2 separate regions of the Homo sapiens genome follow, and region 2 is linked to region 1. The links are chromatin loops, found by intact Hi-C in ENCODE. Cell type or tissue: PC-3. All regions are shown on one strand.

What was found. A loop is a pair of places that touch in the nucleus more often than their neighbours do. Peaks named below come from ENCODE experiments on the same cell type or tissue, not always from the same donor. Only the 100,000 strongest peaks of a DNase experiment are listed, where the experiment ranks them.
Region 2: it touches region 1 in a loop (3-fold over the local background); 8 of 110 quality-filtered maps call a loop at or near these places.

What each region holds. Positions count from the first base shown.
Region 1 is chr3:168,874,635-168,882,634 of GRCh38, reverse strand. No RefSeq gene overlaps it. Among named protein-coding and RNA genes, the nearest start is that of LINC02082, 23 kb to the left of the region's middle. In PC-3, no CTCF peak of the experiment used is centred here; DNase peaks (open chromatin) are centred at 704, 3,784 and 4,604; H3K4me3 peaks cover 501 bases; H3K27ac peaks cover 2,705 bases.
Region 2 is chr3:169,023,339-169,031,338 of GRCh38, reverse strand. LOC107986051 (a long non-coding RNA gene) reads left to right here. Exons shown (of 3, transcript XR_001740574.2): 3 at 2,169-2,573. Among named protein-coding and RNA genes, the nearest start is that of LINC01997, 24 kb to the right of the region's middle. In PC-3, no CTCF peak of the experiment used is centred here; DNase peaks (open chromatin) are centred at 1,278, 2,428 and 4,298; H3K4me3 peaks cover 944 bases; H3K27ac peaks cover 2,792 bases.

The DNA.
Region 1 (8,000 bases):
AGTTAAGTAGACATTTTGAGTTTCATGGTTGTGTCTTCATGAGAATTCAAACAAAATCAGTGAAACAAATCAGCCAAGTTGGTATTTAGGTCCCACAGACCTAAAATTGAATAATAATCATTAGACCAACCATCTTATTACCTTGGCGCTTAGCATCAGGAGTACATGAAAGAATTAACGTTATTGTTTTGTTCACTGCATCCATGTTTTTGTTTACTGATCTTGTATGCCTATGGTGTCTCTTGTATTCTTAGCATCCACTATCCTTAATGATATTTAATCTCACAGCTTTAAGTAAAAGTAACAGTGGTGTAGAAACTCCATCGGTTGCTTGCTTAGCATTAAAAACAAAGTGATAGATGAAACACAGGGTGATTAAGGAAAAAAAAATTCTCTTTTTTTCTCCAATACTTGATTGGAACATGCACAAATATAAGAGCATTAGGTGGACTCTGACTCAGTATCTGAACAGTTATTTTTATAGTCTGCTGTTAAGTCTAGACATCTTTTTATCTAAGAGTCACTAATTGTTCAAATATTTATCAATAAAGTATTCATCCTGAACTTGCCAGATACACCAAAAAGTACACCACGTGGCTTTACTGTCTGGAAAGTTTGGTTGATAAGTGGCTAACAAGAGAACTGACCATGCTATTTCCGAGGTAGCTGGGAGTGGATGCACGTGATGTTCTTACTTCCTCTGTCTCATTGTCATTAAACACATGAGGGCATCAGCTACATTCCACTGTGACTTGATGAAAGGAACTACCTCATGGGAGGTTTCTAACATGAAAGGCCAGTAAACAATAATTAAAAAAATAGAAATATGTTTCATTAGAGGCTTCTGAAAGCTTTAGAAACCAAGAGCTAAAGTTATTACAAATTCATCCCATCATTGGGAAGATCTGTTTTTGCCACAGGATACATGAGCATAAAACTTGATCTTCCCATAGCAAATATGCCCACAAAACACTGAGCTCTGAGGAGACTAATTATACTGAAAAGTGAAAGTGGCTGTGCTGAACACAATAGGGTTTGTGTAATAAATGCTAGTATTCCAATCTATTTAGCCATTCCCCAACTTGAGGTATGGAGCCCAGTGGCATAGGGCTTTGAAGGAAGGGACGTTTGGGCTGGTGTGCTTTGAGAGAGAGAGGGATGTCATGTAAATTGTGCTGGTCTGAAAGTATCCAGTAAAGATAGTGTGGTCCAAAGGAAATTACAGGAACTTTGGGTTAGGCAGGCCCAACACTGCCATTGACCTGATCTCTGGTATTAAAGTTATTTGAGCTCTAAGACCCTCAGTTTTCTATTCTATAAAGTGAGATTAATAGAATCTATCTTACAGATTTTTATGAGGAGTAACACAGTTGAAATAGTAACGTATAGGAATCTCATAGTGCCTCAGCAAAATTTATTTCCTTTCCATGAAAACCTTTATAATTAAAAATCAGAATCAACTGTTCAACAAAGGTGCTGGACAAGCAACATAGAAAACATCAGCAAAATTATTGAGAAAAATTGTTTAACATTTGAAGAACATCTTTACATGTATCTGCTATTCAGAGAAAATTATTTCTTAAAAACGAACATTGAAATTATTTGATGTAAAGTTTCAGAAACACATGTAAATAAAATTTATCCATATTCTCATTAATTCCCAATGTCTGGGGCTTTATGAAACTAGTCACACATGTTAATCACTTCTCCATACCAAAAGGAGCCCAGGCACATCTTTAGCTTTGAGTTGAAATATAGAGGAATCAAAGTTGTAGAATATAGGAATAATTTACTCTTGAGCAATTTGACCTCTTAGGGTTATTACAGTCAGTTCTCAAGTGGATTTTCAAACCTTACTGAAGGAATTTACAATTTGTTTTGCAAAGCAATAAAATGAAAATGAAAATAAAGACATAAAAGCAAGAAAAAACATTCTGAATGTTACCCAAAAATAATTTTTGAGAATACAGTATTTCTTATATTAGATAGTCATCATGAAAATTGTCCATCAATTATTACCCAACTAAATACTAATGACTTTGAGACTTCAGAGGAGATCAAAGCCTGATGGCTTCATGTTCTCTGCAAGAGATGGTAAGTAACAAAAACAATCACTCTTGTTAGTTTATTGTCTCATGCTTCTAGATGGACTACATTGTAGTACACAGTTTCAGTCAATCTTACAAGAAATGAAGAATTCTGAATCTTTTCATTCAGCCAAGAAATATTCTCTGAATACCTACTGTGTGCCAGGTTCACAACAGTGAGCAAAACCAGGCATGATTCTTGTACCTTGAAACTTGTAATAGTGAAAAGAAACACGATTAAATAATCATTCAAATTAATAGCTAATTTAAACAAGTGACAAAGGTGCAGGCTGCTGTGAGGAAAATAGTATCAGGGACCCCAATTTAGACTGGCAGGGGTGGGATGGAGGTGTTTAGTTCCAGATATTCTCTCTGAGGAGATCACTACTTCACTGACATCCAAAACACTAGATAGAGTGTAAAAGTACACATAGAGATGGGCCGGGCACGGTGGCTCACGCCTGTAATCCCAGCACTTTGAGGGGCTGAGGCGGGGGGATCACGAGGTCAGGAGATCAAGACCATCCTGGCTAACACGGTGAAACCCCGTCTCTACTAAAAATACAAAAAATTAGCCAAGCGTGGTGGCGGGCGCCTGTAGTCCCAGCTACTCTGGAAGCTGAAGCAGGAGAATGGCATGAACCTGGGAGGTGGAGCTTGCAGTGAGCCGAGATTGCATCACTGCACTCCAGCCTGGGTGACAGAGGGAGACTCCATCTCAAAAAAAAAAAAAAAAAAAAAAAAAAAAAAAAAGTATACATAGAGATAAGGGGAAGAAGAGGAAGAAAGAGTAGGGAGGAGAAAACAATTCCACAGGGAAAACACTGGGTACATAGGAGTTACTGACATGATTCTTAAGGATACATTGGCAAAGGTATATATGCGTGTTAGATTGTTATAAACATTTTTTTGGGTCTTCTTAAATTATTTTTATTCTTTCAACATTAGAGAAAATTTATTAATCAAATGACGACATTTTTTCAGCAGGTTCAGATTAAGCAAAACTCTACAGAATATACACGAAGTATAGTGATGTTCTATCAAAAAGCAGAATGAATTATAATTATGATAATATTTTGGCATATTATCAGATATACACCTGCAGAAATTCCCATGTTTAGTGGCAATATTTTTTTTTTTATTATTTTGTTTTTTATTTCAATAGGTTTTTGGGGAACAGATGGTGTTTGGTTGCATGAATAATTTCTTTAGTGGTGATTTCTTATAAACATTTCTGTGTCAGTGTCCTATGGCTGCTGCAGTAAATTACCACTAATATGCATTTACAATTTAGTGTCTTTAAACAATATAAATGTATTATCTCATGATGCTGAAGGTCAGAAATGTAAATCAGGTTATTGGGGAGGACTATGTTCCTTCTGGAGGCTTGAGGGGAGAATAGATTTTCTTGCTTTTTCCAGTGTCTAGAAGCCACCTACATTCCTTAGCTTGTGACATCTTTCTCCATCTTCGAAGCCAGCAGCTTAGCTTCTCTCTTCTCTGATCTCCTTATAAAAACTTTCATAATCACATTGGGCCTACTCAAATAATCTAGGAAAATCTCCCCATTTCACGATGCTTAACTTGATCACATCTGCAAAGTCCCTTTTGCTGTGTAAGGTAATGTATTCATATTCCAGGAATTAGGACATGGGCATCTTGAGGGGCCATTATTCAGCCTGCCATGACCTCTGTATTCTCAACTATTTTAAGTAGCTTCTGACTCATCTCTTACAGACCATGTTATCATGTGGGTAGTGTTCTTAACAATAGCCTGATGTACAACTCTTTATAGACATGAATACAAATATGATATTTTTAAAAACTATGTGACATAAAAATACATGGACAAATTATGACCAATTATTTTTAAAATTTTACTTAGTTAATGGATGCAAAAGAAAAGTTTTAATACAATGTCACGTTGAAAAGGACTTAAGATTCTTGGGATAAGGTCAGGAGCCAATAAACATTTTGAAAGCAGCTTGAGACTTCCAGAGATATGAAAAAGGAAACTCAGAAAGAAGACCTGTGAATTAAAAAGAAAAACTTCCCAAGGTAAAACTTAGAGAAACGAAGGACTAACTGTAGATCACAGTAGAAGTCTGTAGACCAGAAACTACTTGCTTCCTTTAGTGGTCTGTATAACATTACTGCCCTGTTTTTTTAAGAAAAGACTTTAAGGGCACCCCACTATCTAGATAACAGCATGTGCCTTTTGCATGAAGTTTTCTTTAAGCAGTTGCTATTGTGCATATAATATGATAAGCAAACACTAAATCACTTGCATGAATGACTTGGCCAATAAGTGACAAAACCAGGAACAGAACCAGGTTACTCTCAGAAATGAGCTCTGAGCTTTTTCCAGTCTCTCAGGGCTTCTTCTTAGGAAGTGAGAGGTACAGTATTATATAACCTTGAAGAGATCACAAAGGCAGATAACAGGCAAAGCTGTGGTTTAACTTGCTGGGTAGGAAAATCAGCCTGAAAAGCTTTACATTAATTTCTTATTCATCTCGTTTCCTAATTAGCCATCCAGGCCACAGGAAGAACTGGTCAAACCAGTTTGAAGTAATGTAGCTGATACTTCTTCCTAGTTAAAATCATTCTGGGCAACTAAATGACCACAAAACCTCTACTGATAGCATCTGTATAGATTTAAGGTATTTCTCCATATTAAAGGTACATTTTACTCTGAATTAATCAGTTAATGTACTAAAAAATACGAATAAATAGATAGTGCTGTTTTGACTTAGGTAGAACATAAACATTTTGACTATGAAGATATAACCTAAATATAGGTAAATACCCCAAAAAATTGGAAGGGGAAAATTTATTGTTTTGATTTGTTGACTTCTCAGTAATTTCATTGATTTTCGATAAAAATTGAGGATCAGCTTTGCTAAGATTCAAGTTGAGACAAAGTCAACTAGAGAAAGAAATTAGTTAATCTTCATAAATATTGCACCTTGCCTAGTTGTAAACTGTAGGGTAAATTTTATAATTGTATTTTATGCTTCTGAGAAATAATAATTATTTTCTTCAAGGTGACTTCTGAAAGGTGATTACTTTTCCATCAAATTTAAAGACAAATGAGATATTAACTAGAGAATTTCAATAATATATCCTTATTGAATTATTTTATATATGGCTTTATCTAATATTGCCAATGAACAATATTTCTAGCTGGCAAATATTTTATGCGATGGCATATAGACATAGCACATATAAGAAAGTGCAATGAATTGACTTTTTGTTAAATTAGGACTGTTTTAGTATTTGCCATGGCATGGAATGTCTTACTACCACCTTGTAGTAAGACCCTGTTCAGCCTGGCAAGAAGATACATTGTGGAGTCTAAGATCACATTCCCTCCACTGTGGCAATTACAAACTCCATGGCCATATATACCAGCACAATGTCTCTAACAAGCTAAATAAGCATATGCAGAAAGAAAAGTGTTTCGGTTTGTTAAAAGAACTATCCAACACCCTGCCGGTTAAAAAAAAAAAAAAAAGCCTATGGCTTTCATGATGGGCAGAGGGGTGTATTCAAATTTCATTTAATACTTTGCTTCCCACAAATTGGGATTGACCTTTTGTGGTTTATGACAGCATTTTTTGCTCAGGTCTTTATCAAAGGCCTGGAACCACTGGGGTGATAGATCAGCTGTCATCCACCCGTTCCTCAGAATGTCTTTGTATTAAACTAATGGTCCAGCAGAGCAGCCAGTCTGACAGGCAGGTTATTTATTTGCAATCTGGTAAAAGAACCGACAACTTCATTGTTTTAATTGTTCATTTTTCATCGGTTGATGCATTAGCTCACCCGGATCTTTATGCCTCAGTCAGAGAATAAATACTTGGGAGTCAGGACACCAGAATGACTGGGTCCCTCTTAAAGTTCAAGAAGTTGCAGATAGCCTCAGTGCTAGCTGTGATTACCAGCAGCCCATGTGCATTTGGGGACTTTTTTGGTCTTATCTCTGCTCTGCATCTCTTTCCTTTCTTTCAGGAAGACCTATGATGTCAGCTACTGATCTGATTGTTTCTTGAAACAATGTTCCTAGTTCTCACAGCCTATTAAAGGAGAAAGACTGGAGTGGGATGAGAGTCTCCACAGCTCCATGAGGGTGGGGGCCTGCCAGACAGACAGAAGTAGAGGCCCAGAGACCTCAAATATATCATGATATCATGGAAAATAGATTTAGCTCAGGCCAGTGTCTCTCGGAATCACTGGCAAGCTTTTTGCTAAAAATGCATGGCCTGGCCTCCCCTGGGTGATTCTAACTTAGTGACTCTTTGGTGGAAATTGTACATATATACATATATATGTGTCTCTGTGTGTGTGTATATATATATATACACACACATACACTATCCACTATATATACATACCTACATATATACACACTATATGCTATACACTATAGATACATACACACTGTGTGTGTGTGTGTGTGTGTATATATATATACACATACACTATATATACTAGATGGCTAATTAGGAAACAGTTTTATATATATATACACACACATACATATAAAATTATGTTTCCTAATTAGTCATCCAATAAATAATGTCCAATAGATAATTATTTTTATTAGCTATAAATATAAATGTATATTTATGTCAAATATAAATTTAATGTATACATGTTTTTGAATCCTGTAATTTAACTGTTAGTTGAGATTCATTGATCTGGAGTCTAGACCAGCACCCTCAATCTACAGATATAAGATATGCAATAGATTGAATCACTGAATCAAGGGCATAGCTAATTAGTAGCAAAGCTAGAACTAGAACCCAGGCATGTGGACCTTCAGGACAATGCACTTTTTATCCTCAACATCAGATACTATTCTCCAGAAACAACTGAGACATTGGTTCTATCAATGGTTTTTGCACATGCTAATGTATCAAGGCACTATAAGGAGGTCTCCATTTGCTCTCAAAGCTCATCTCAAAAGTTGACCTTTAGAGAGCAGAGGACAACTCAACAGTTCAATTACAACCATGGAGGGGGTTCCTGTGAAACTATTGGTACCCAAAGTTTATTATTACTTTACTGTTTTCCTTCACATTAAAATTGAGAACACTTCTAGGAGGGAGGCAACGTTTTAGTTTTCTCAATGCATCTGACACCTTACATAGAACCTAAAATACTGAAGGCACTCAATCAATGCTTGGAGGATAGAGAAAGGAAAGAAAAAAGAAAGAAAAGAAGGGAGGCAGGCAGGCAAGCAGGCAAACTTCTCTAGTACAATATACATAATTGTGTAAAAAGCTTGCTCTATAAAAAGACAGAACACTGGCTCCCTGTATGGTGTGTTTACATGTTCATTTGCTTATTAAACAATTATTCAATATTTACTATGGATCACGGTCCTGTGCTTGACGCTGATGACATAAAATTGAATAAAATTAGTGTTGTGGCTGGGCGCGGTGGCTCACATCTGTAATCCCAGCACTTTGGGAGGCTGAGATGGTGGATCACCTGAGATAAGGAGTTCGAGATCAGTCTGGCCAACATGGCGAAACCCTGTCTCTGCTAAAAATACAAAGATTAGCTGGGCATGGTGGTGGGCACCTGTAATCCCAGCTACTCGGGGGCGCTGAGGCAGGGGAATCACTGGAACCTGGGAGGTGGAGGTTGCAGTGAGCTGAGATCGTGCCATTGCACTCCAGCCCCCAGCAAGAGAGAGACACTCTGTGTCAATAGACTGATTCAGGAAGATACGTGAAAAATTAACACAGAACAATCTGACAAGTGCTACTAACAGAGACTTGTAAAAAGGATGAAAGCATCCTAAATAATAGTCAACACCATCAGGAGGGAATCAGGGTGTCCTTACATGGTAGCATTAGAATTGGGGCTAGAAGAGTGAATAGAAATTCACCAGTCAGAAGA
Region 2 (8,000 bases), 150 kb before region 1:
AAAGGGAGTGGTTTTTAGGGTCAAATGATGCCAATAGGTGAAATAAGAACGGGGAAATAAATCTAAGGTATTTAGTGTCAAGGACGCCATAGATGACTTCAATGAGAACAGGTTCAGAAGAGTAGTGGAGTGACGAGATGGTGGAGAAATTAGAAAGAACCTGCAAACACAGAAAGCGTTTTTAAGAAGTTTGCTGTGTCAGGAAAGAGACAGACAGAGCCAGAGTTATAGATGGAATTGGAATCAGCAACTAACAGCTAACATAGCTGAGTACTTATGAGGTCCAGATACTCTTGTAAACATTCTACACATATTTCCCATTCAATCTTCACAACAACCCTGTTACGTTAATTCTGTTATACATACTTCACAGGTGGGAAAACCAAGGCAAAAAACATGCAACAATTGTCCAAGGCCCTGTTAAGTTTTGGAGCACCCTTAATCATCTTCTGCTATATCCACCTGCTGGTCTGGCAGTCCAGGAAGGTTATATATGTGGGTTCTTTTATTCATAACACTGAGAAGCTTCCTATTTTAACTATTCTTGCTGAATTGGAGTTCAGTTTTAAACTTAGGCCCAACAAAATGTTTAACACTTAGGCAAAGAAAATTAGTTGTTCCATTCCAACCAAGGTTCAGAAACTTTTCTATTTGCCTCACTCTCTGAGCCCTGATTAGTGAAAGAACACATCTAGATGCTCTGTATTGATAATAATCATCATTGATATGGCTTCACTGTGTCCCCACCAAATCTCTTCTTGAATTGTAGTTCCCATAATCCCCACATGTTGTGGGAGAGACCCAATGGGAGGTAATTGAATCATGGGGGCAGTTACCCCCATAATGTACTCATGATAGTGAATAAGCTCTCATGAGATCTGATGGGTTTTCTAAGGGGTTTACCCACTTTGCTTGCTACTTCTCCTTCCTGCTGCCATATGAAGAGGGACATGTTTGCTTCCCCTTCTGCCATGATTGTAAGTTTCCTGAGGCTTCCCCAGCCATGCTGAACTGTAAGTCAATTAAACCTCTTTTCTTTATAAATTACCTGGTCCCGGGTATGACTTTATTAGCAGTGCGAGAACGAACTAATACAATTATTATTTGTTAGTCATATCATGAGTTAGAGTAGTCTCCCCTTATGCATGGGGTATACATATCACAACCTCCAGTGTATGCCTGAAACTGCAGACAATACTGAACCCTCTATGCACTATGTTTTTTCATTCTTGATAATGAAGATTACTATTAAGTGACTAAGGGACAAGTAGCACAGGTAACTGACAAAGTGATGATTCATATTCCAAGCAGGACAGAGTTAGACAATGTGAAATCCCATTACACTACTTAGAAGGGGCAGGCAATTTAAAACATGAATTGTTTATTTCTGGAATTTTCAATTTAATATTTTTAGACCATGGTTAACTGTGGGTAACTGAAACTGCAGACAGTGAAACTGCAGATAAGGGAAGGACTACTGACTGATTTGTGGGTTCATTTGAAACTGCTTGCTTTGGATGCCAACATTATTTAGCTTGCTTGTTAGTTTGAAATAAGCACCAAGGGATCTAGAAAAAGAGCTAAGAAAATATAAAAGAAAGGATTTCTGGGAAATGTTGAGGACCCAGTTACTATAGCAGAGACCATGAACTTAGTATGGCATCTATCTGCACAGTTACGTGATTTCCTCTAAATTATGTTCAGTCACTGAGGTGAATATGCTGAGAAGGGAGATGGTTGGATTCCTCAAGACTTGGGTTTCTGCCAGTACATGATGGAAGAATAATGAGCCAAAAAGTTAGGATATTAAGAACAGAGTAGTTGAAATGATGGCTCATGGGACTTACACTATGTAGAAAAGGAAGACAGGGGAGAGTTGATTAGGAGAATGAAGAAGGGTCAAGGGTTTTGAATGTAAGCTCCACAAGAGCAGGCATCTTTGCTGGGTTCACTCCAGGAGATCTGATGTCTAGAACAATATAAGGTACTAACAGGGCTCTTCATAATATTTAGTACAGTGGCTAAACAAATGAGGTTAAAAAATGTATGGGAAGTAACTGGGCAACAGTCAGAGAATAAGAGTTTTAGGTCAAATAATTATAGATTCTGAATTTGCAATAGAAAATCTGGAGCAGTTTCAGATAAAGATTAATGACTCCGATTTACAGCATTGCGGTGGACTCCTGAAGGGTATTGGACTGGAAAAAGTCATTCGAGATGAGACCAACGTGCTTAGAACCAAAGGTTTGTTTGGGCTGAACACAGGTCTTGCCAGGCACTCAGGATAATAGAATTTGGAGAAGAGAGAAGAAATGTAAGCCCAGGCACCAAGACGATCAGTGAATGAGAAGGAATGATTAAGAGGCTGGAAGACAACACACTGTGATGGACAGACAATAGTATGACCAAACGGTATATGAGTCAATAAAAAACTTCCAGCTACCTCCACTCAATAATAATAATGGTTAATGTGTTCCATTCGCCTGGCTAAAGTGACTCACAATGGATGCTTTATAGTCCGATATACCTGTTTTCATGGTCTAAAATAAAATATTGATTGCTCATCTGGAAAATTATTTTATTCTGTGCCATATGATATGAATCTTGCTTTTTTTTTTCTTTATGTGCCAACACTGGGTGAATTTATAAGGGCAGATTTATTTGACGGAAGTTATCAATCAGTAAAAAGAAAACACGTTCAATCTAGTTTAAGTTTCTGATATTTGTGTAATAATGCATTTGCAAGTTCTTATTATTCATTATTTTTTCTAGATAGGCATTTTCTAGGCTGGGCATGGTGGCTCACTCCTGTAATCCTAGCATTTGGGAGGCTGAGGTGGGTGGATCACCTGAGGTCAGGAGTTTGAGACCAGCCTGGCCAACATGGTGAAATCACGTCTCTACTAAAAATAGAAAAATTAGTTGGGCATAGTGGTGGGCACCTGTAATCTCAGCTACTTAGGAGGTTGAGGTAGAAGAATCGCTTGAGCCCAGGGGGTGGAGGTTGCAGTGAGCTGAGATCATGCCACTTCACTCCAGCCTGGGTGAAAGAGCAAAACTCTGTCCCAAAAAGATGTGTGTTCTACTCCTTCTTTATTCTTATTGCAATGACATGCATGATGGGAGCAAAGTATGTCAAATATCTTGGGTTGGCCAAGGCCTTTTATTTTTCCTAGTGGTATATTGTTTACTTGTTGGTGTAGTTTGAAGTTAACTATATTCAAATTTGACAATAAAAATATTTTCTTTTTAAGTGATCAGTTTTCATTTTGATGATGTTATGTAAAGTGCTAAACATTTTATCATGTCTTGAAACTGAAATTTGTCTCAACTTTTTTTTTTTTCTATTTTTTTTTTTATTATACTTTAAGTTTTAGGGTACATGTGCACATTGTGCAGGTTAGTTACATATGTATACATGTGACATGCTGGTGCGCTGCACCCACTAACTCGTCATCTAGCATTAGGTATATCTCCCAATGCTATCCCTCCCCGCTCCCCCCACCCCACCACAGTCCCCAGAGTGTGATATTCCCCTTCCTGTGTCCATGTGATCTCATTGTTCAGTTCCCACCTATGAGTGAGAATATGCGGTGTTTGGTTTTTTGTTCTTGCGATAGTTTACTGAGAATGATGATTTCCAATTTCATCCATGTCCCTACAAAGGACACGAACTCATCATTTTTTATGGCTGCAACTTTTTTACAGTGTACAGAAGCATGTAAAGGTGCTTTGTTCTATACCTAGAAGAGAAAATGGAAAATTGAGACAATCACAAATTTAAGTATAAAAATAACTTGGTTATTTCATTCAAAAACATTTTTTAGCTGAATGATCTGAATATTTGTCTAATTGCCCTCATTTATTTCTGTCCAAGGAGATACAGTGTCTGAAACAGAAACTAAATAAGAAGTTTCTGATTCTTTGATTAAAGAATAGGTGAAAATGTTTTGACGTCTGTGCTATAATGGATAGAACCTATCCTAGTCAAAAAATCCTTTATCTTGATTGTCAATAGCTAGAATTTAGGGATAGAAGCCAACCAATGGATAGGTTGTTTCAGAAAGGAGTGTTTTCTTGCTGAACTCTTGCTTTCCTTTGTCTTTTTTAAGTTGAAAGTCACCAGGCACTCTTTGATAGCTTGTTCCAGTATTCGCTAGTATTCTTTCCCTTTCACTGTTTCAACTGTGCTAGTCAAATGAGTTTCCATAGCCCTGTCCTCAAAAGTTGTATAGGGCATGATGGCTTGTTTTGTTTGGCAAAATTCTCTAGAACGTGATTCATTGTCTGCAGGTGATTCATGGTTAGGAAATTAATTCTGAACTCTGCCAGTGATTGCGGTTGATTAAAGTCCAGAAGTCCCTGCCGTCTGTTCACTAGCACTCTTTGTCAACTGAAATATTTCTATAATAAAAAGAGCCGAAAGTAGATGTGCTTGATGCATGGAATTAACATGTGTGTTTGCATCTTTTGAAACAGCTACTCAAGCCTACGCAATTTTAACACTTGGCATGAAAATCATTTGAAAAGTGTCTGACTGAATGAATCACATTTTACAAATAAATATCTGTCAAATGGTGCAATTACTTCAGATCCAGTCATTAAGCAATAAAATAAAGAAGTAAATAGGATACATCTGCTGCAAAGTGCTATAGATATGTGAGTTTCCTTCTCAAGTTACTTGTCTTTAATATTTTAGCCTAATTGGTAGAATGATTCACTAGAAACATCTACCACTCAATCTAATTATGGCACCAAAAAAAAGGGAGGGGGGAGGGAAATAAGGCTTTCTAGGCTAGTCCACAGGAAAAGAAAAAAAAATTCACTTACATGAGTAAAGAAATCAAAGAACAGAGATGAGCATAAAGCATTTCTTTTATGTGTCATTATGAGATGAAGGACCACAAATTTGAAAAATAATACCAGCAACTCAAGGTGTTAAGTACTTTCTTTCTATATTAAAACATTTTGTTGTGTCCATGCAAAAATCAAAGCAAATTTAAGAAGATTGTGATTTTTGTAAACAAATGGAATTCTCTGTGTGTGTGTGTTTTCTTTAATGAGGAAAGTAAGTAAATGAACAGGGATTATATTAGCGTTATAATTCTCTACCACTTTAAGTTTATCAGTGATACACAATTTATATTCAACAGCAGGCCAGGCAACGCATAAGGAAAATATGGCTTTTTGACACATAAATGACAACATCAAATATTAGGTCTTCTATCTCCAGTTGGCCTCCTTTCTATATAAATAATTATGAGAAGGACATAAGAAATAGGAAACCTGTGAATAGTTTAGTGAAATATTTAAAATAAGTTTTTGCCTGGATTTTATTATAAAAGTAGTACATTTTGTTGTTAAAACTTTAGAAAAAATAAACAGAAGAAATGAAAAATTACACATAATCTTACCACTCAGAAAATTTATATCGCTTCCTATGTATCTCGTGGTTTTTCTGCATTTTTTTCTCTGAATACTCTTAAGCCTTGACCTAAAGATGCCTCCTATTTCTGTTCTCTTTTGTCCATCTCACATTACTATGAGAAGAACATGCTCAATCCAGCTTATTATCCCAGGGAGGAGGAGAGACACGTGGAGCATGTGGAGCAGAGCTGCTCCAGCCAATCCGTAGGCCTACAGTGATGCATGAGTAACAATAAATGCATGAATGGAAATAAGTAATAGTTGTTTGGGGGTGATTTGTTATGCAGCAATAGCCAACAGGTACAATGTGAATAGATATAAATATATTTACTCACACACACATTATATATACGTATATGCAAATGTGTGAGTATATATGCTCACACACATTATAAGTATGCTTTCTATATATGTATGAAATATGTATATAAAAAAATCAGAAGCACAATGTCCTTTAATGTGTTCTTTCAGTGAATATATTACCACACTTATATCAAGTATAAATAAATATTTCCATCTTTGTCTTCCTGCGAGAGTGTGAGGTTGGTGAAAGCAGACACTAATGTATGCTACAGCCTGGCCAGAATATAGCCTACAGTAAGAACTAAAAAAGCACTTGCAATTAAATTAGAATTTTCAATAATGTCTTTTTAATGGCTATACTTTATTCCATTGTATATATGCACATATAATAATATACCTAATCAGTCCCCAATTTTTATTCCTGTTGAAATTGGTGTATAGTCATATAGTTAAGTCTCTATACACATGTCTGATTTTTTCCTTTGGAAAGACTCCTAGAAGTAGAATTTTGGATCCAAAGTTATAGAAAGGACAGCTATTTAAATAAAAACCTTTCTATCAGCATCTTAGAAATCATGATTTGGAAAATGACTTTTGGTTTTTGTTTTTTTTGTTTTTTGTTTTCTTCTAATATGGCCTTTCTAAATTAAGGTGAGAAAAAGAGTGGTCTCAAATTTTTCTTAGAACAAGGAAAGTTTAATAGTAAACATTTTTTCCCCTTAACATCAAGAAATTAAGCCGTAACCACTTTCCGTTCTGTCATTTTCTCTTTCTGATTCTTTGGCTTCCTTTCATAGCTGGTCGATGAAGATCTTTTGAGATTTACTATGTGTGGAACACTTATGGTATTAATCTCTTCTCTAAAGGTACTATTCTGCTCTTCCATTTAACACTCAAGCAGGTATATGGAATAACAGTGTAGAGACTATAAAATCATAGGCTGAAATTCCAAAGATAGTACCAATCAAACCAGAGAGAAACAATCTCACCTGCTTCTGTGCACACCCCTATTATCTGACTTGAAGGGACCTTTCATTGCCTTTCAGTTGAGACAGGTTTTAAAGCAAAGACCAGAAAGTTGACTAGAGGCCCAGAGGACTTATTAGCAATCATAAGAGAGGGTACATGTGCTAATGCTGAAGAACTTATACACAGTATTTTACTGAGGATACCCTTTAAAAGGGGCCCTAATTGTGTCTGAAACTCTTCCTTCCTCATCTCTAGGGATTATTCTACGATGCAGACTTCACAGTGAACAAAGACATTTGCTTTACAGCTTTCTTTGTAGTACCTGTTCAAAGTATAATAGGCTTGTCAATACATGGTAATGTTATTCCCACATTCTGTTAAGCACTATATTTATTATAAAACATAAATGATGGTGGGCTGACAGATTTTGTTAGTACAGACACTGGATTTTAACTACGCACAGCCTAGTTTAATTGATATGTATTTCTATAGTTTAAAAAACTTTTGTTGGTTGTTTTCCAAATGTGACTAATTTGTATTTTAATGCTGATATTATATTCAGTTCATGGCTGTAGCTAAGGAAATATAATCAGAAGAGTTTAATTTTGCTTTGAAATAGGTATATGATTTGTAAAGATCAGAAAAAAAGAGGGGGTATTTCTTTGAGTTTTAAATAACTGCAATTTTAGCCCACTTTTGATATCACAATTGTCTTGGACTAATTTGAATATAACCCCTTGTAGCAGGGTTGAACCATTTTCTCCAGGATCACAGTTCAATTCCATATATAGAACAAAAACTGAAAGGATTTAAAAAGTGTTTCTAATTGTGCCCCACCCCCAACACCCACAAAGAAGGCCGTGTCTTGTCACTGTTGTACAGTTATGCTTGTAAGCCACTTAAATCAAGCCAAATTTACAGTTGGAAGTACCATATTTCAGTGAAGATTTTTCCACTGATGCACAAACTTCAATTTAATAAAAAGGCCACTGGATTTTGGAACAAATATGAAAAATGATACTCTCTATTTATGTTGGAAACATTGAAGACATGATTCAAAGATTACCCTCATCCTGTCCCCCACAAGAAAAAACAGATGTATACATATATTCAAAATGATATGAATAATGGGGGCATTTATTCAGATATTTGGCTTGAAATAATCCGATGTACTAGATAAAAGTGTTTTGGTACTTTTGGGCTTGAATTATTGAGGTAATTGCACCAATTCACCATTTTACTTTGCCTCTGCAAGTATAGCAGTACGTTAATTATAGTCCAATGTACAGGGTTTTTTTTCC